Linked DNA regions of Homo sapiens: region 2 is linked to region 1. Evidence: chromatin loops called from intact Hi-C (ENCODE). Cell type or tissue: PC-3. All regions are shown on one strand. Links, peaks and the distances in the headings refer to the core of each region. The heading gives the core; the rest is flanking DNA.

Evidence for each region. Peaks named below come from ENCODE experiments on the same cell type or tissue, not always from the same donor. Only the 100,000 strongest peaks of a DNase experiment are listed, where the experiment ranks them.
Region 2: it touches region 1 in a loop (8-fold over the local background); 3 of 110 quality-filtered maps call a loop at or near these places.

What each region holds. Positions count from the first base shown.
Region 1 is chr7:130,827,315-130,838,122 of GRCh38, reverse strand. All of the region lies in intron 3 of LOC105375508 (a long non-coding RNA gene), which reads right to left. LOC105375509 (a long non-coding RNA gene) reads left to right here and starts at 5,385. Exons shown (of 3, transcript XR_007060528.1): 1 at 5,385-5,455; 2 at 5,538-5,602. In PC-3, for the core only: a CTCF peak has its summit at 6,062 (motif pointing right); a DNase peak (open chromatin) is centred at 6,082.
Region 2 is chr7:130,689,719-130,700,526 of GRCh38, reverse strand. No RefSeq gene overlaps it. Among named protein-coding and RNA genes, the nearest start is that of TSGA13, 8.6 kb to the right of the region's middle. In PC-3, for the core only: a CTCF peak has its summit at 4,511 (motif pointing right); no DNase peak of the experiment used is centred there.

The sequences.
Region 1 (10,808 bases), core at 3,933-8,932:
AAGCACTGGTAAACATATGGAGCAGCTGGAACTCACAGTGTTGGGAGCGCATTTTAAATCATTTTTGAAAACAATGTCACATGATCTAGCAGAGACGAACATGCATGCATCCTACGATTCAGCAACTTCACACCCATGAGACAGGTACTAGGATATTTACAGAAGCATTGTTTCCAAAAGCCTAAAACTGAAAACAACACAAATATACCTTAACATTAACATTGATACATGTATTATTTATCAAAAATAACTGACTGATTACTTGATTGAGTGGGTCTCACTATATTGCCTAGGCTGGTCTTGAACTCCTGGGCTCAAGCAATCCTCCCGCCTCAGTCTCCTGAGTAGCTGGGATTACAGGTGCATGCCTGGCAAAATAGATACATTAAAAAATAGCTACATTCATCTATATAGATAAACCTTATAAACACTGCATTCATTCAAAGAAACAAATTAAAATACTGACACTTATATAAGTCCAAAATAGCTCAAACTGAACAAAAAAATACATGCTTTGGTGGTAAAACTGTAACTAAAAGCATTGCTCTTATTAACCCCAAAGTTAGGATGGTGGTGAGCTCCTTGACAGAGGGAAGGGCACATTAAGGAGAGGCTTCTAAGACCTTGGAATTATTTTATTTATTAACCTGGATGATGGTTACATAGAATTTATCTCTCATGTAGAAAAACATTGTATAAACAGAATAATATAAGAAGTGTGATGGAGGCCCCAGAGCAGTGGTTCACGCCTGTAATCCCAACACTTTGGGAAGCCAAGGTGGGCGGATCACTTGAGCCCAGGAGTTCAAGACCAGCCTGACCACCATGGCAAAACCCTGTCTCTACAGAAAATACAAAAATTAGCTGGGTGTGGTGGCATGCGCCTGTAGTCCCAGCTACCTGGGAGGCTGAGACATGAGAATTGCTTGAACCCAGGAGTTCCAAGCTGCAGTGAGCCGAGATCACGCCACTGCACCCCAGTCTGGGCAACAGAGTGAGACCCTTTCTCAAAAAAAAATTTTTTTTTAAGTGTAAAATCTGTGATAGCCATTAGAGCTGGTTATCTTCTGGGCAGCTATATGATTATTTCTTGTGGCCCTCTGTGGCTGGGTAGGGCCATGTAACTAGTCTGGCCAATAACTTGCGATCAGAGGTGATGTGTGTTAGCTGGGCACGGTGGCTCATGCCTATAATCCCAGCACTTTGGGAGGCCAAGGCAGGTGGATCATTTGAGGCTAAGAGTTGGAGACCAGTCTGGCCAACAAGGCAAAACCCCCTCTCTACTAAAAATACAAAAATTAGCCAGGTGTGGTGGCGGGCACCAATAATCCCAGTTACACAGGAGGCTGAGGCAGGAGAATCGCTTGAGCCCAGGAGGAGGTTGCAGTGAGCCGAGATCGCACCACTGCACTCCAGCCTGGGCGACAGAGACAAAAAAAAAAAAGAAAGAAAAGAAAAGAAATGATGCATGTCATTTCCAAGCCAAGCATTTGGTTGCCTTTGCTGCGCCCTCCAGAGCCTTCTTTTCCCCTGACATGGTGACTGGCATTGTTCCAGATAGCAGCTGTTCCCTCAGCCCACAGTGAGGACAGCATGGATTGGGGTCCTCAGCCAACCTGCAACCTGCAATGTACAGTGAGCAAGAAGTAAACCTTTGTTGTTTTAAGCCACTGCAATCTGTTACCACAGCATTACCCTGCCTTTCCTGATGATAAGGAGAATGTCAGGAAGAGGTGGGTTCAGGGAAGGCAGGCAACATTTAAGATGAGACTTGGTTAAAGAAAAAAGGAGTTAATCACGGGAAGAGTTGAAGAAAGAGTATTTCCGACAGAAGAAACTGCTGAATACTAAGACCCTGCAGTGGGAATGAATTTTGAGGGACAAAAAGAATGCCAGTGAAGAGAGTAGTAAGAAAAGAAGAGAAAAATAAAACATGTGATCAGAGAGGTTGGCAGGGACCACAGCAAGTACACACTGTAGACTGTGGTGAAGAATCTGGAGTTTACTCCTAGGCAGCCACTGGTGGGTTCAGTTCAGAGGATGATGTGATACAGATCACATTTTAAAGGTGGGTAATTCTTGCTTGGAGGATGTGTTGGGGAGGCCAAGCATGGAACCATGGAGCCCACTTAGAAAGCGGGTACTGGTGAGAGATGATGGTGCCTTGAACTTCAGTGGTAGCAGGCAAAAAATAAGTAAAATTTGGGGAATGTGTTTTGCAGGTGCACCTGGCAGAAGGCAATTGAGGGATCACAGGTGACCCTTATGTCTCTCAGTTGAGCTACTATTTGATGAGGCTGTTTACTGAAATGGGGGCAAATGAGAACAGGCTTGCAGAGAGGGAAGGAAGTTAATTTTTGCTGTCTTAGCTTTCAAATCCATTTGACATCCACGTGCATATGTTAGATGAACTACTAGAGAGGCAACCCCATTTCTCAAGGGAATGCCCAGAGCTAAAAATGTCTACATTTGGGAGTCACTAGCATATAAGTGATATTTAAGTCGAGGGACCAGATTAGATCATCTAGAGAGGGAATTTATTTATTTATTTATTTATTTATTTATTTTTCTTGAGAGGGAGTTTCGCTCTGTCACCCAGGCTGGAGTGCAGTGGCGCGATCTTGGCTCACTGCAACCGCTGCCTCCCAGGTTTAAATGATTCTCCTGCCTCAGCCTCCCAAGTAGCTGGGACTACAGGCATGCGCCACCACACCCAGCTAATTTTTGTATTTTTAGTAGAAACGGGGTTTTGCCATGTTGGCCAGGCTGGTCTCAAACTCCTGACCTCAGGTGATCCACCCGCCTCGGCCTCCCAAAGTGCTGGGATTACAGGCATGAGCCACCACACCCGGTCTAGACAGGGAATTTAAATAGAAAAAAAGATGTGGAAATAGGTGAAAAGACAGACAAACGTGTGGTCACTAGAGCCAAAGGAAAAACATATTTTGAGTGCTTTTGAGAGGTCGAGTGAGACGTGAGTATTGACAGTATTTTAACATGGAGGCTATCAGTAGCTTTGACCAGAAAAGCTTTAATGGAGTTAGGGAGGGGAAAGCCAGATTGAGGAAGTTGAAGAGAGAATGGAGGAGAATGAAGAAAAAAGAAAAGAAAAGAAGAGAGAGAGAGAGAAAGAAAGAAAAAAGAAAGAAAGAGAATTTCCATAAGTTTTACTCTGATAGGGAACAAAAAGTGAGATGGAGCCTGGGCGGAGTCCTGTGGGAAGGGCAGATTTTTCTTCTCTTAAGATGGGAGATACTTGGGTGTGTTTATTTGCTGATGCTGTTGAGTAGGCAGGAGTGAACTGAAGACAAAGGAGATTAATAGATTAATTCACAAGGGAAGAAATGGGTCTGATCCAGAGGAGAGATCCTTCAACCAAGGATGGCAAAGGCAGGCAGATGTTGGTCTTACTGATGAAACTACAAAGGATTGCTCTTTAATTGTGGCTATTTTTACTGAGTTATGAACAAAATAAATGGAATAATATTTGATGAATATTAAATAAAAACTGAATAAAGACCTGAAACTGCATATTGAAAGGATGCCCATGAAGCAAATAATGGAAGGCCCTATATGTTTCTTGGTTAATATTAAATTTTAAGAGCAAAGAATAAATTCTATCAGCATGTAAACAGAAAATAAAGTTTACAAACAAAGGAAAAAGTCAGGCTGCATTTTGGTCCAGCCATGATGGAATAGTTTATATCAAGATTATAAATGTCCTACAGAAAACAACTGTAAAAGATATACCATATACATTAAAAAACTGTTTTAAATTTTTGGAGAGCATGTAACTAAGACAGGATTTGAGGAACTGTGATACCTGAGACCAGTGAGGCCAACCTCATGTTTACTGCCTTTTTCCTTGAAGGCACTTGCTATTTCACAGCAAAGCAACGGAACAGGGGTCCAACAGAAACAGCAGATGGAATTTAGGAAATATCTGTTTCATAATTCAAAAATGATACAATTGTATAAGCAGAAAATTAAAAAGAATCAACAGATGGACGATTAGAAATAATGAATTAGCAAGGACATGGGACACAAGACTTATAATAAAAAGTCAATATTTTTTACAGTGAGGCTCAAAGGACTTTGTTGAAGGCTATACTCTAAAATACTAAGGCATTAAATGCATATTTTAAATTTGCCCTTTAAGTTTTGGGGTGGTTGAGAAATTCAGTAAAAAATATTTCCAAATAACATGCAGAAGTTGTTTTTAAGCTTAAAAGCTCATATTTTAGCTACACCCACACAGATGATGTAGAAAACAGCTGAATTTCGGTGTATCTGAATGGTCCAGATTATGTTCCTTCTGAAAGAGACAGTTTTACGTACGATCATTTTTCATATGAAGCATATAAAAAGACACCCAGAAACTACCACGTATTTACCACATAGACAATGTCCATCTTTATCTGTAATTCAAAACCATGTAATTCCTTTTATGCAACAGACTGCAGTGTGTGAGAAGTATGTCAAGAGAAGAGTAAAAAAACAACCAGGAGCTGGGCGCAGTGGCTCATGCCTGTAATCTCAGCACTTTGGGAGGCCAAGGCGGGCGGATCACGAGGTCAGGAGATCGAGACCACCCTGGTTAACACGGTGAAACCCCGTCTCTACTAAAAATACAAAAAATGAGCTGGGCGTGGTGGCGGGCACCTGTAGTCCCAGCTACTCAGGAGGCTGAGGCAGGAGAATGGCGTAAACCTGGGAGGCGGAGCTTGCAGTGAGCCGAGATCGCGCCACTGCACTCCAGCCTGGGCGACAAAGCGAGACTCTGTCTCAACAACAACAAAAAAACAACCAGGAGTACATTCATTAAAAAAAAACTCAGCTGAGTGCGGTGGCTCAGGCCTGTAATCCCAGCACTTTGGGAGGATGAGGCAGCCAGATCACCTGTGGTCAGGAGTTTGAGACCAGCCTGACCAAAATGGTGAAATCCCCTCTCTACTAAAAATACAAAAATTAGCCAGGCGTGGTAGCACACGCCTATAGTCCCAGCTACTCGGGAGGCTGAGGAAGGAGAATCGCTTGAATCCAGGAAGCGGAGATTGCAGTCCGTCGAGATTGTGCCACTGTACTCCAGCCTGGGTGACAGAGCGAGACTCTGTCTCAAAATAAATTAATTAACTAAATAAAAGAAATTTAAAAAATTTTAAGTCAATGCTATTTTTATACACTAACAACAACAAAAAAATTAGACCACGGAATTTGTAAAAACCAGGTTGGCCTTACATTCTGTCACAATATGTGATGTCAGAAAATAAGAGAACATTGCCTAACAAGTTTTTTTCCTTTAAAATTATGCTATTTATTTGACATGATATATAAACTCAAAGCATTTTATCAAGTTACTTCCTGCTCCCCCATAAATAGAATAACTCTGGTTAATTTGGTCAGCCCAAATACAGTTTAACAAGTTTTGAGGGGAAATGTTTGTCATCTGTGTAAGGTTGTGCTGGTTTTCATGGTGAAATTGTGGTGTTCCTTCATTGTGGCTATTTTCCAGTAAAAATTATGATGTTGTATTTCAGCTACCTGTAAGAAGAATCAAGATAAAGAATTCATGAATGATAAAAACACTTTGAAAAGACTGGTGGTAAGTATCAAATGATTCAAAAACAAGTAATTTTAAGATACCTTTAAGTGTACTTACAAAACATACCTTTTGGGCATGTGTACAAAATATAATTTTTAGAGTAACAAATGTACAAAAATAACAGGTAGGGCATAACAAAGTCGGAGGGTAGAAGATAATTTTATCAAATATAATTCTGTGTTTCATTCATTAGGCATTAATTACTGACAAGTTTATTTTTAGCTTTTTATTGAAATATAATACGCACATATAAAGTGTAGAGCTCATTGAATTTTCACAAAATGAATACGCGTACTTGAAAAAACCGCAGAGATCAAGAAACAAAAAACATGATTCACATCTGAGGAAGATAAATATATTTTTGAAAATTAAAAGTTCCACTAGAACAAAATTAAAAAAAAAAATACCCCACCAAAACTGTAACATTAATGAAACTGCAATTCTCTTAAGTCAACAGCAGAGGGTGCCCTTGAACTGTGAAATATAGTCTGCCAACTAAAATCTTTACCCTTGCCAGATATTGCTGGTCCAGGAAAAAGATGGGACATTTCCAGATGAATGGGAAAGGGTAGACAACATCCAAATGAAGTCTCTGTATAAAGGGAATGTAAAATAAAAATCAAACACCTCAACTAATAAAAATTCCCTTTCACAAAATGAAGAAGAAACTGATGGACGCTACCAACCTGAATGTAACATTTTTTACCATTTGCAGATCTGAAAGAAACACCTAGAATGATACATTAAAAAACCCAGAACAGGAACAGACAAAACAAAACAAAAAAAAAACAGCAAACAAAACCCCAGGAAGAAATAAAATGAGAGTCTTGCAGTAATAGTGGAAGAGCTGCTTTGGGCCAATTCTCTTGCAAATAATGACCATCATTCCATTCCAAATATAAAAACGAACTACTTGATGGCCCTGGAGAACAACCAAAAGGAAGCAGAAAGGGAGAGAGGATTGGCACTTGGCAGAAGATAAGAATAGCACTGTGTAAACTTTCCATGTTAATGGCTTTTAGCCTGAGCGCAGGCAGCCCACAGTTCTCCTCAGAGAGTTTACTAAATCTTGGGTAGAAACCCACAGCCTTAGAAGCTTAAGGAATCAAAAGACAGGGTTTGAGGCAACCATGATGGATATAAAGATGGAGGCAGTTACGTGTTGAATGGTGTCCCCCCAACATTCATATGCTGAAGTCCCAACCTGCAGCACCTCAGGATGTGACCTTACTTGGAAATAAGGTCATGCAGATATAGTTAGTTGAGACGAGACCATACTGGGCTAGAGTGGTCCCTAATCCAATATGACTAATGTCCTTTGGGGAAACCTGGACACAGACATGCACACAGTGAGAATGACATGTGAAGACTGGAAGGTGACTGCAAGAACACATGTTCAAATGTTTCTAAACATCAAAACAAAATGTTTAAAGAGCAACGAAAACAGACTAAAGAGACATATTAAGTAAAACAAAACAAAGTAAATATAACATTAAAATAGCTATTGAACCAAACCTGTCACTCATTTCAATACATGTAAATAGAAACCCATGTATTACAAGGAAAAGACCTGCAGGTTGACCCACAAAGCAAAACCCAACTCTATGCTGCATTTAGGAGATATACCTAAACCAAAGTGATTCAGAATGGCTGGTAAAAGTCAAGAGATGTAAAAGTATAGGGCAGACAAACAAAATAGTAAGAAAACAGAGACTGTGCTAATGATACCAGAAAATGTTGAATTTGGACAAAAAGTGAGACAACAAAATATTTGATAATACCAAGAGCCACAATTCACAAAGATCACATATCAGTTATGAATATATATGACACAAATAACACAGCACCTACCTTTATATATCAGAAAGTTAAAGATATATAGGGAGAAATATACAAAACTACACTAAAATTAGGAGACCTACATTTCAGTCCAACATAAGACACAGGTCAAGTGGACAAAAAATAAGGTGCTTTTGCTTTTCTGCCTTAGGGGCTTCTGAAATCCACTGAAACTTGCTATTATGGATTGAATGTCTGTGTCCCCGCAATATTCATATGTTGAAGCCCTAACCCCCAGCGCGATGGTATTTACAGATGGAATCTTTCAGAAGTAATTAGGTTTAGATGAGGTCACAAGGGTGGAACTTTCATGATAGAATTAGCGCTCTTACAAGAAGAGACACTAAAGAGCTTGCTTGCTCTCTCTTTGGAGTGTGAGGACACATTAGCTCTCAGCAGGCAAAAGAAAGAGTCAACAATTTTGTAGTTATATTTATAAAGATTATGTAGACTGAAGAACAGAGAGAAAAAAAATGAAGAAAAATAAACAGAGCCTCGTGGAAATGTGAGACATCATTAATCACATCAACATATGCATGAGAAGGAGAGGAGAGAGAGAAAGGAGGAGAAATAATGGCTGAAAACTTCCCAAGTTTGGTGAAAAACATTAATCAATACATCCAAGAAGCTCAGTAAACTTTAAGTAAAATAAACACAAATGTTGGAGACCTAGATTGACAGCAACAAGATGGAGGGATAGGGGTTTCCAGTACTTGTTCCCTCACAGAAACATCAATTTGTAATAACTATCCATGCATAAAAATAACTTCACAACAGCTAGGAATTCAGATGAAGGATTAGAGTACCTGCGTGGAGCACAGATCTAAGAAAAGATACACTGAACAGGGCAGGACAGTGTTACATTACCCATGACAGCCTTCCCCAAGCACAGGCAGTGCAGTCTAGAAAGAGATACCCTTGATGTGGAGGAAAAACAGGGAAATGAGCACCCATATTTGCTGCAGACCCTAGCACCAGGACCATCCCAGTGAGCACTGGTGGCAGACCAGTCCCTATGGTCCCAGCTCCAGGCCTACCCTCGTGATAGGCTGGAGCCCATGACCCTGCACTGCAGGTGAGCACTTTCCCTAGCGCCAGACCAACCCCCATGACCCCACACTCCAGATCAGACTCACTGGACCCAGGCTTCAACCCCACTCTCTACTTGCTGACACCCACAGTCTCAGGCTCAAAGCCTACCTCAATGCCAGGCTGGGCCCCAGTGGAACCAGGTCTCAAGCCAGCCCCCACACAGGCAACAGGCCTGCCCTTGCAGACCCAGGATCCAGGCCTGTACACATAGACCCTGGCTCCAGACCTCCTCCTGCAAACTCAGGCACCAGGCCTGCCCATGCAGATCTAATACGTAGGTGTGCCTCAGTGGACTGAGGTACCAGGCTCACCCACCCACTGGTCCAGGCATCATGAAAGCTCTACTAAGGGCTCCAGCAGCAAGCCCACCCACAGACCCCGCTATAAGATCTGCCCAGAATCTCTTGGTGGGCTGAATGTTAAAGTGCTTTACCTGCTGAAGCCAGTCTGTAAAGACTCAAAGAGATGCCTACTTCTTCAAATGTGCAAACACTAACTCAGGCCACAAGAATCACAAATAATCAGGGGCACATGACACCACCAAAGGGACAAAATTAAGCACTAGTAATGACCCTAAAGAAATGGAGATCTACAATCAGAATAATTGGGGTATCCAATGGAGGCTGGGAAGGGTAGTGGGAAAGAGGGGGATAAGCAGGGAATGGTTTATAAATCATTTTATGGGCATAAAAACACAGTTAAATAGAATGAATAAGATCTAATGTTTGGTAGCACAGTAGAGTGACAATAGTTAACAATAATTTATTGTATGTTTCAAAGTAACTAAAAGAGTAGAATTGGAATGTTCCTTAAACAAAGAAATGATAAATGCTTGAGGTGATGGATACCCCAATTATTCTGACTTAATCATTCTACATTGTATGCTTATATCAAAATATCACATATACCCCATAAATATGTACAACTAGTATGTATATATAATAATTTAAGATAAGAAGACTTTAAATAAATAATGACAGAAAACTCCCAAATCTGGAGAGGTATATGAACATCAAGATCCATGAAGCTCAAAGAACCTCAAATAGATGAAATATAAAGAGATCTTCACCAAGACAAATTATAGTCAAATTGTCAAGTGAAAAACAAAACTTGGAAAGCAACAGAAAAGCAACTCATCACATACAAAGGAGCCACCATAAGATTAACAGCAGACTTCTCAACAGAAGCCTTGCAGGCCGAGAGAGTGGGATAATATATTCAAAGTGCTAAAGGGAGGAAAAGCCCCTTCAACCAAAAAGACTATACCCAGCAAAGCTGTCCTTTACAAATGAAGGAGAGATTAAGACTTTGCCAGACAAACAAAAGCTGGGGTTGTTCATCAACCTAGACCTGCAGTATAAGAAATACTAAATGTAGCTCTTCAAGTTGAGATGAAAGGATGCTAAAATAATGACGTGAGAACATATGAAAGTATAAAACTCACTGTAAAAGTAAGAATATAGTCAAATTCAGAATATTCTAATACTGTAATGGTGGTATGTAAGTCACTTTTAACTCTAGTATATACATTTAGAAACAAAAGTATTACAAATAACTATAGTTTCAATAATATATTAATGAATACATAATGAAACACAATATATAAAAGATGTAAACTGCGACATCAGTAACAAAATGGGGGGAAGGAAATTTTAAAGTGTAGAGTTCTTGAATGTGGTTGAACTGAAGTCATTATCAGATTAAAATACACTGATAAAACTATAAAATATCTTATATAAGCCTCAAAGGAACCACAGAGAAAATACCTGTAGCAGATACACAAAAGACAAAGAGAAAGTAATTAAATCACATCTCATGCCACTACAAAAAATTATCAAATGATAAAGGAAGATAGTAAGAAAGAAAGGAATGAAGGAACTACAAAATAGCAAATAATTAATAAAACAGCAATAGTAAGTCCTTATCTATCAGTGATTACTTTAAATATAAATGGACTCCAATCAAAAATATAATGGCTTCCTAGATTTAAAAACAAAAAGCAAAAGCGACCCAACAATATGCTGCCTACAAGAGACTCACTTTAGCTTTAAGGACACATACAGATTGAAAGTAAAGGAATGGAAAAACATATTCCATGCAAAGTGGTAACCAAATAAGAGCAGCAGTGGTGGTTATACCTATATCAGACAAGATAGATTTTAAGTCAAAAATTGTCACGCGAGACAAAGAAAGTCACTACATAATGATAAACAGAAACATTCGTCAAAAGGATGTAATAATTATAAATATATTTGCACCCAACGTTGGAACACCT
Region 2 (10,808 bases), core at 2,381-7,380, 140 kb after region 1:
CTGGGGGTACCTAATCTCCCAGACACTTCCTATTCTCTGGGATAAGTGGCTCCAGTAGCCCAAGGGCAATCCTTCAAAGCAGATATTTAAAAGAGGCAGCCATTGTGGAGTGCAATTTGGCATTTCTTTCTTTCTTTCTTTTTGAGACAAAGTCTCACTCTGTCGCCCAGGCTGGAGTACAGTGGCACTCTGTTGGTTCACTGCAACCTCCGCCTCCCGGGTTCAAGCAATTCTCCTGCCTCAGCCTTACGAGTAGCTGGGACTACAGGTGCGAGCCACCACACCCGGCTAATTTTTGTATTTTTAGTAGAGATGGGGTTTTGCCATGTTGGTCAGGTTGGTCTCCAACTCCATGTTGGTCAGGTTGGTCTCCAACTCCTGACCTCAGGTGATCTGCCAGCCTTGGCCTCCCAAAGTGCTGAGATTACAGGCAGCAATTTGACATTTCTCAGACAAATTATATTAAACAAATATATCTTATGACCCAGCATTTTTATTTTTTAGACATATATTCCCCCAAAATATAACATGAGGTTCATAAGGAGAATATTTAGTTGCCCACAGGGTGTGGCTTTTTCCACAGAACGCTGCAGGTCACTAATGTGATCCTACCTACTGAGGAGTCACATGGGCTGGTTTCGTCATCCCGACCTTTTCGCATCATTGGATCTACTGAATCATAAGAGCCAAGTGACAGAGCTGCTTGCTTGCAGCCTGAACCAGCTGAAGGAACTTTTCTTGCTTTAAGTCCCACTAAAATTTGTCAGTTTTTCAAAGTCACCTATTGGATTTGTCAGTGTAACACACCCAAATGTGCCATTGGTTGCCACCAAAAATTTTACATTTTTCTTACTGTAAGGCAGGCCAGTCCACTGAGGAGGAGATAACCTGTATACTCCTAAACTGGACCCTCTAGAAGATGCATTAATGTAAAAGCCCTCAGATTTTCTTCTTCCTGACATTCATGAGTTTTACCAAAGCTTTTAGGATATTCCCTGCTTTCTTAGCCCTCTCTGTAGTGGACCAGCATAATTTTCTTTGGAATGGTGAGAGGATCAAGGTTCTTCTATCAGTCAGAGTCTAATCATAAGAACGTAAACCACACTAGATATTTCAAACAAAGGGTAGTTAATAAAGGGAATTGATTACGCAGGTATTGGAACACCAAACAAGCAAAAATGAGAGGTTGAGGCAACCCACAGATTAATCTCTTTAGAAGGTACCACCTTAGACCTGGGGGAACAAAATGGAAGAAGTGATATTACCAGAACATACAGAAGAGGATACTTTACTTCTAGTGCTTAGACTGCTGAGGAAGTGTAGGCTGCACCACTCAAGGGGCTATGGCCAAATGGATAAAAGTGAATGATGGGCTTGGCTGCTACTAGTATCTTGATGGGGCATAGTGAGAATATTGCTGGGAATAACAAGCTGAAGGCTGGAATCAAATCATAGCTGTCTGCTGTAGCTGGAGAGTAAGCAAACTAGAACTGGAAACTGGAAGACACTACTTCTTACCTCCTCCACTTTATGGTTTTTGGAAGTGCCTCCAATTGGCAGAAGCTAGCTAGCAAGGGGCTCTGGAATGTGAAGTTTGCAGTGTCTAGTCACAGTGTCCTAGTGCAGAGTACAGAAAAATAATGGGCAAATATCTGACACACTTGCCGCAAAATGGTAAAGATGTATTGTTGTCCCTGCCAGATGAAAGCGAATGGTTTCTGGTATTTTTTAATCCCAGCCAAAGTAACCCAATACCTCCTAGATTTACTTGGACATCTCCAACCTGCTATAATTGGCCCTCTTGTTTGGTAGGAGGCTCTTGGACGTCACCTGTAACATAGAGATATGGTAGCACAGGAGGCAAAGTAGATAGGGGTGAAGGAATTTTTTTAAAGAGGACATAAAGAATGAGAAAAAACTCCTAGGACTACCTTTTTCAGCCATTATGTGTTACTATATTTTTGATATATGTAGGCAAATAGTACATGGCCATATTTTTAAAATCCACCCTGAGAATGTCTTTCTCTTAGGTGAACTTACTCCATTTATGTTTAATATGATTATTAATTTATTTGAACGTTTAATTTTTACCATCTTATTTTGTGTCTTCAATTTAACATGCTTTTGTTTTTGTTTTTATTCTTATTCTTTTTTAACTTATGCTACATCAATTTTTAAAATTCATTTCTATTTGTTTGAAAATTATAAATGTTCAGGCATCTCCCATTTAAGTCAATAATACTTTCCTGAAAACCAGATGTTACATATAAAAATGCTAAGTGAGGGTGTACTTCCTATAATTTTAAATGGAAATTATTATAATGGGTTACATGTCAACAAAAGTCCCCCAATCAAGTTCCTAAAACATAACTTAAGTGTCCATATATCATTAACACATTTTCATGTTAGAGAGGAAAATGCTTTAGAGTTGCTTTCTGATGAAAAACAATGAATATAAATGTTAACAAACAGTTGGTTTGATGCAATACTTTGGCCTCTCAATACCAGCAACATCTGAAACTCATATGACCCTTTGTCAATACTTGTGCTTTATAAAATGACTACATATGATTTCCACACTCTGCTAATTGTATTTGGAACGTAAATCAAATGATTACTTGCACATCTTTAAAAGGCACGTTTTTAAAGTGGTATTGAGTTTTAAGGCCATGAACATAAACTCTTCTTAGACAAATAGTGGATGAAAAATATTGTATTGAGAAATATATGTCTATAAAATTCATATTGTTTTTTGAGATGGAGTCTCACTATGTCACCCAGGATGGAGTGTAGTGGCGTGATCTTGGCTCACTGCAACCTCCACTTCCCAGGTTCGACCAATTCTCCTGCCTCACCCTCCCAAGTAGCTGGGACTACAGGCGCGCACCACCATGCCTGGCCAATTTTTTTATTTTTGTTTTTATTTTTTTAGTAGAGACAGGGTTTCACCATGTTGGCCAGGCTGGTCTTGAACTCCTGGCCTTAAGTAGTCCACCCACCTTGGCCTCCTAAAGTGCTGGGAATACAGGCATAAGCCACCATGCCCAGCCTATAAAATTAGTATCTAAAAGCAAGAAAGGCTGGGCGCGGTGGCTCATGCCTGTAATCCCAGCACTTTGGGAGGCCCAGGCAGTGGATCATGAGATCAGGAGTTTGAGACCAGCCTGGCCAATGTAGTGAAACTCCGACTCTACAAAAATACAAAAAAACTAGCTGGGCCTGGTGGCGGGCGCCTGTAATCCCAGCTACTCAGGAGACTGAGTCAAGACAATCGCTTGAACCTGGGAGGCGGAGATTGCAGTGAGATCGTGCCGCTGCACTCCAGCCTGGGAAACGGTGCAAGACTCTGTCAAAAAAAAAAAAAAAAAAAAGGCAAGAAAACATTCACAATACTAACAAGCAAGAAAGCAAGACTTTCTGTGGGATATATTTGCACATTCTTTTAGGAACTGCCTTTACAATTTCAAAATGCAATTTTTTTTTTTTTTGAGATGGAGTCTCGCTCTTGTTGCCCAGGCTGGTGTGCAATGGTGCCATCTCGGCTCACTGCAATCTCCGCCTCCCAGGTTCAAGCAATTTTCCTGCGTCAGCCTCCCGAGTAGCTGAGATCACAGGTGTACACCACCACACCCAGCTAATTTTTGTATTTTTAGTAGAGACAGGGTTTCTCCATGTTGACCAGGCTAGTCTCGAACTCCTGATCTCAAGTGATCCACCCACCTCGGCCTCCCAAAGTGCTGGGATTACAGGCGTGAGCCACCACACCCGGCCCAAAATGCAATTTTTATAAAGTTAATTTCAGGTGAAAATGGGAGACCTGGGTCAGAGTTTGCCTATAATGCCCTACACCTATTCTGTTGTGTTTCTGTCTGGCCCATGTTGGTGTATTGCATTTCCTTAGAGACCTAGCCTTGTACATTACCTGAATGTGCCCCTCGTGGCATGTGCTAGTCATGCTTTCCCGCCTACAAAAACCACATCACCTTGAAACCCACAAGAGAATACCTAGGGCTGGGCTCAGTGGCTCACACCTGTAATCCCAGCACTTTGGGAGGCCGAGGTGGGTGGATCACGAGGTCAGGATATCGAGGCCATCCTAGCCAACATGGTGAAACCTCGTCTCTACTAAAAATACAAAAATTAGTCAGGCGGGTGGCATGCACCTGTAGTCCCAGCTACTCAGGAGGCTGAGGCAGGAGAATCACTTGAACCCAAGAGACGGAGGTTGAGGTGAGCCGAGATTGCACCACTGCACTCCAGCCTGGGTGACAGAGTGAGGCTCCATCTCAAAAAAAAAAAGAAAAAGAAAGAAAGAAAAAGAAAAAGAAAAAATAATACCTAAAGTACTCCCCAGTCATGTTTCTGGCCTTCTTTTCTTAAACCTAAGTTTTCTGTAACCATCTTGGGGAGTTGTCCCTATCATCAAAGGAATGTCCCCCAATTGTTCTTGTTAAGGACTTTCTATCTGTCACCATCAGAGGGCGACTTTCAATAATTTCCTGGATCTAGGCTCCCTCTTGGGGTATAATTCCAAATTGCTCCCTAATATCATTTCATTCCTCTTCCATTAAATCTCTTGGGACCCAGGCATTTTCCCAGGTCCTCTATCATTAAAAACATGTCCGCAACCCATTTCTAGCCTCATCCCCAAATGTAGAGGCAGTTAGGTCCAGATTTAAATTAAAGGGACACCCATCTTTTTCTCTTCTATGACTAGTTTTAACGTTTCTGATCTCATGTCTTCCCCAATTATCATTCTCTCTTCATTCATCTGATGATATATCCCCAGTCTGCTTTCTGTCATCTCTAAAGCTATCCTTCTCAAGTCATCGTTTTCTGTTCATCTGAAAGATAGGTTGGCCTTGACTGCTGATCAAAGCCCTTCCACTGTTTCTGGGCAAGCCTGACTCCATAAGCAAAGGCACAGCAGATGCAGGCTCCCTGAAGTGATTTTTCTATCTTTGGGATGGGACTGTTTTTTTTGTTTTGTTTTGTTTCGAGAAGAATCCTCTTTCTCTTCAACTAGCCTTTGTTACATTGCTATCGTGGTAACAAGTGTGATTGGGTCATCAATAATGGACATGTCAGGGCCACGTTGAAAGCACAGAGCGGAGGGTGAGTAGGTAGGGAAATGCCTCATAGAGGCTGTGGATACACCATATAAATGATATTGATTCAATCTGATTTTTCCTTGGATCTAGTATGTCTTCTTTCAGAACAGGATAACAAGTAAGAAAATTTGGGATGGCTATCAAGTACCACCAACAATGACCAGAACTGATAAATCAAAACCAAAAATCTCACATAGTGTACATGGAACCTTTCAGCTGAGTTTTCAATCACTCATTCAATCAGCAGATATTTGCTGACTGTCTACCTTGTGTCAAGTACTACTGCTTCAGCCACTGGGGGTATAGTAAGGAACCAAGGTCCTTGCCTCATTAGAGGGTACATCTCATGACGGAGATGAATAATAAATAAACAAATATATGAGGGGTAAATCTAAGGGCTTTAAAAACAATAAAACATAATAGGCCGGGCCTGGTGGCTCATGCCTGTAATCCCAGCACTCTGGGCGGCTGAGGTGGGCGGATCACCTGAGATCAGGAGTTCAAGACCAGCCTGGCTAACATGGTGAAATCCCGTCTCTACTACAAATACAAAAGTTAGTGGGGCATGGTGGCACACATCTGTAATCCCAGCTACTCAGGAGGCTGAGGCAGGAGGATTGCTTGAACCCAGGAGACAGAGGCTGCAGTGAGCCAAGATCAAGCCACTGCACTCCAGCCTGGGTGACAGAGCAAGACTCCATCTCCAAAAAAAAAAAAAAAAAAAAAAAAAAGCAAACTGACAACAAAGACCATTTATCAATACCTAAAATTAAAATACTGAGGAATACTACAGATGGGCCAACTGCCTTTGTCACAGAGATGCTGATAAGAACTAGAAAACCAGGAGGATTTTTTTATTCCTTTTACCCTCCAATCTCCCACTAGCCTCTCCTTTTGTCAGAACCTAACAGGAAGTGCATTGGCCAGAGGCTGTAGGAAATGTAGTTTGCATCTCAGAGTGGAGATTAGAATGGGGGGCTTAAAGCTGAGAGACAGTAGGTGAATAGCTGTCAGAGGAGGCTACTCACAAAAAGTACAGAGTCCAGCGGGCCCATCTCCACTCTGAATTCAAACCTGAATTTCTCGATTGGGCTGACACATGCAAGAAAGGAGAATGAAGAGAGTGGAGGGCAAGAGCCTGAATAGAGGAGCAAGCCAAACCGATTTATATGAACTTTTAATATATACAGACTTCCCCCAAAGAACCAAAGCCCAAATAGTGATAAGAATTTCCTTCTTGAGAGAAAGCAAAGTGGGAGAGTGAGACAGAAGAGACTTCCTGAAGAGCTTCCTTCTCACCCCTAATCCCCATCACCCTAACTCTACTGATATTGATGTGTTTAAAGTTTTGGCCAGTGTTATAATTCAATGTATAGCTTGGTGTGAAATTTTAATATATGGGAAGATATACAGGGTAGTATGATTATGTATGATCCTGTATTGTTATTGCTGGCTATCACACCATGCAGAGTCTGGAGTTATTTGGAAAAACTAGAAGGACCAAGAAAATTTTAAAAATGTGAGGATGATGGGTACAAAAACGTTAGAAAGAATGAATAAGACCTTCTGTTTGCTAGCACAACAGGGTGACTATAGTCACTAATAACTTAATTGTACATTTTTAAATAACTAATAATATAATTAGATTGTTTGTAACACAAAGGATAAGTGCTTGAGGGGGTGGATACCCCATTCCCCATGATGTGATTACTTACTATGCTTTGCATGCCTGTATCAAAACATTTCATGTACTTCATAAATACATATGCCTACTATGTACCCACAAGAATTAAAGATAAAAAATTTAAAGAAAAAGTATGAGGTTGGGGAGAAGCTTCAAGATGCCAATAAATTAGTGGTAGTTGCTGGGGTCCACCTTTTGTGGGTAGACTCAATTATGACATTCAGTTGTGACTCAGTTGTGACACTACATCTCCCCTATCAGGGTAGAAACCTGTAATACTAACAAACTGTCTTCTTTGTTAGACAGAGGCATCTGAATTGATCATATCTATTTTCCTAAATCAGTCTGTCTTACAATTGAGTCCTTGATACTTGAACTTAAAAGCTAAGAATTTGCTACTTTTTTTTTCATATGATTGTTGGCCATGTGTATGTTTTCTTTTGTGAAGTGTCTGTTCATGTCCTTTGTCCACCCTTTTTTTTTTTTGAGATGGAATCTCGCTCTGTTGCTCTGTTGCCAGGCTGGAGTGCACTGGCGCAGTCTCGGCTCACAGCTTCCGACTCCCTGGTTCAAGCGATTCTCCTGCCTCAGCCTCCCGAGTAGCTGAGATTACAGGCACGCACCACCATGCCCAGCTAATGGGATTGTTTGTTTTTTCTTGTATATTAAGTTCCTTATAGATTCTGGGTATTATGCCTTTGTCAGATGCATAATTTTCAGTTTGCAAAAATTTTCTCCCATTCTGTAGGTTGTCTGTTTACTAAATTCAACATCACTTAGCATTAGATAAATGCAAATTAAAACCACAATGAGATATCATCTCACACCAGTCAGAATGGTTATTACTAAAAAGTCACAAAATAACAGATTCTGGCAAGATTGTGGAGAAAAAGGAATGCTTATACACTGTCCTCAAAGACCTAAAGACAGAAATACCATTTGATCCAGCAATGTCATTACCAGGTATATACCCAAAGGAATATAAATCGTTCTATTATAAAGACACATGCACATACATGTTCATTGTGGCACTATTCATAATAGCAAAGACATGGAATCCACCTAAATGCCCATCAGTGATAGACTGGATAAAGAAAATGTGGTACATATACACCATGGAATATTATGCAGTCATGAAAAAGAATGGGATCATGTCCTTTGCAGGGAAATAGATGAGGCTGGAGGCCATCATCCTTAGGAAACTAACACAGAAACAGGAAACCAAAAACAGTATGTTCTCACTTATGAGTGGGAGCTAAATGATAAAAACACATGGACACACAGAGGGAAACAACACACACTGGGGCCTATCAGAGGGTGGAAGGTGGGAGAAGGGAGAGGATCAGGAAAAATAACTAATGGATACTAGGCTTAATATCTGGGTGATGAAATAATCTGTACAACAAACCTCCATGACACATGTTTACCTATGTAACAAGCCTGCACATCCTGCACATGTACCCCTGAACTTAAAATAAAAGTTAAAAAAAAAGAGGAGGAGAAGACATGGGATTTCTCACTGCTGTCGGCAGAGAATGTCTGAATGGGGATGCATATCCACTGCTCCTTCATGTATCATCCCGCCATGTTGGAAACATTCAGAAATTTGCCATGTTGGGCATCTTCAGTCCCAGAGTTTTTCCTGAGACCACCTTCTATCCCTTGCTGTCCATCTTGTACATTTAAAACCTCATTTCCCCCCCACCCAGTTTTGTTTCTCCTTTGGTCCCCATTTTCCTGACACTCCAGTGCTAAATTGAATGTAAGTACTGAGTGGAGAGACAGCTTCCACTTTCGTAAGTAGATTTCCCCACATTTTTAATAGACAAATCTACAGAAAAATTGGATGGCCTTGATTCCTAATTCCCAGATTCCCAGCCTCCTGCTCTTCTCTGTATTCCTCCACTTCTGGCAGCTTCTTAGCTCCCTATTCTTGCCAGAGCAGCTATTGCTGCTGCTATATTCTACTCCTCATAAAATGCATTAGCCCTAAAAATCATTTTCCATTCATTCATCTCTGAATAATGCTAGCTTTGTTGAGTCTTGGTGTTGGTCAATACATGAGATTAATGAATTTATAAACTCTGCTCCTGCTTTCTTACCAGAGATGGAGGGCAGGTTGCTAGGCAAACCTCCCTGCCCAGTCCCCAGTTTCTATCTGGCTTTCATTTTTTGCTTTGCTGGGGAGATAACTTTCTCAAATTCCTACTTACATATTCTCTGGTATCTGAGTCTATGTAGACTATGTAAAATAACAGTTGTAGCATTCACTGTAGTCAGGATGTTGATTTAGGTTGGTGCAAAAGTAATATTTGAGGTGCCAATTACATCTCTTTCCCTTACCGGTTCTGAAGCAGTTAGTAAACACATGCAAAAATCTGGTAAGTTCAGAATATCAGCTTTCTGCTAGAAGTTGGTTTGGAGACTGGCTGGGGCCTGAACATACATTGGGCTTCCTAAAACATCCCCCTGAACTGGAAAGATTTACCCAGCCACTGATAAATGATAGGCCTCTCCTCAAGAAAGCAAGAGCTTCATGTGTCACCAGCAGGCTGTTTAAGAAAGAAAGAGTGGGCCGGGCACAGTGGCTCACGCCTATAATACCAGGACTTTGGGAGGCCGAGGGCAGATCACGAGGTCAGGAGATCGAGACCATCCTGGCTAACACGGTGAAACCCTACCTCTACTAAAAAAATACAAAAAATTAGCCAGGCGTGGTAGTGGGTGCCTGTAGTCCCAGCTACTTGGGAGGCTGAGACAGGAGAATGGTGTGAACCCAGGAGGTGGAGCTTGCAGTGAGCCGAGATCATGCCACTGCACTCCAGCCTGGGTGACACAGCAAGACTCCATCAAAAAAAAAAAAAAAAAAAAAAAAGGAAAGAAAGAAGGAAGGAAAGAAGGAAGGAAGGAAGGAGAGAAAGGAAAGAAGGAAGGAAGAGTGGCTAGGTATAGTAGCTCATGCCTGTAATCCCAGCACTTTGGGAGGCTGAGAGAGGAAGATTGTTTGAGGCCAGGATTTCAAGACCAGCCTGGGCAACACAGTGAGACCATGTCTCTTTAAAAAAAAAAAAAAAAAAGCTGGGCATGGTGGTGCATGCCTGTAGTCCCAGCTACTCAGGAGGCTGAGGTGGGTGGGTGCCTGAGCCCAGGAGTTTGAAGCTGCAGTGACCTATGATGATGCCACTGCACTTCAGCCTGGGTAACAGAATGAGACCCTGTCTGAAAATGCAAGAAAGAAAGACAGAAAGAAAGAGAGAGAGAGAGAGAGAGAGAGAGAGAGAGAGAGAGAGAGAGAAGGAAAGAAAGAAAGAAAGAAAGAAAGAAAGAAAGAAGGAAAGAAAGAAAGAAAGAAAGAAAGAAAGAAAGAAAGAAAGAAGAAGAAAGAAAGAAAGAAAAAGAAAGAATGAAAGAAGACAAAAATGGGGCAAACTACCCTTGCTTGGCATTCTGTGCCACTACCTTTTTTCATGAAGGGTAGATGCTTCTTTCCACACTTCCTTACTTTCCATACCAATACTTCCATAAAGGTAGCCGTTTCTATTTTATAAACAGTTAGAAATGAGAAAAGAGGACAAAACTGTTCAAAAAAACAGTTCCTCCCATCTTGTGCCCTTCCTCCTGCTCTTTGCTCCTGAGGTCACATCTCTCAGAATGCACTGTGCCACCCCAGCACCCTGTCCTCCCTGCCCAGCTGTTACCTGGGGTGTGAAGTCTCCATCTGAATGTGGAAAGTTATGTAGGTGAAGGGATAAGGGGGAGCTGTTCTTAGGCCCTGTCATAGATCAACACCCAAGGAGTAGTAGGCAGGGAGGATCGCCCTGAGTTTTGATCAATGCAGCCCCTGTATCTCTGAAAAAAGAAGACAAACAATGGGGATTCACATTCTCTTTTACCAGATGGTCTCTGTTTCTTCAAGCAAATCCTGGCATTTCCATGAACCCAAGCCTTGTAGGTTTTTTTCAGTCTAGATTTATCTGCCTTATAAGTGGCAGCATTGGATTGCTTATTAAGCT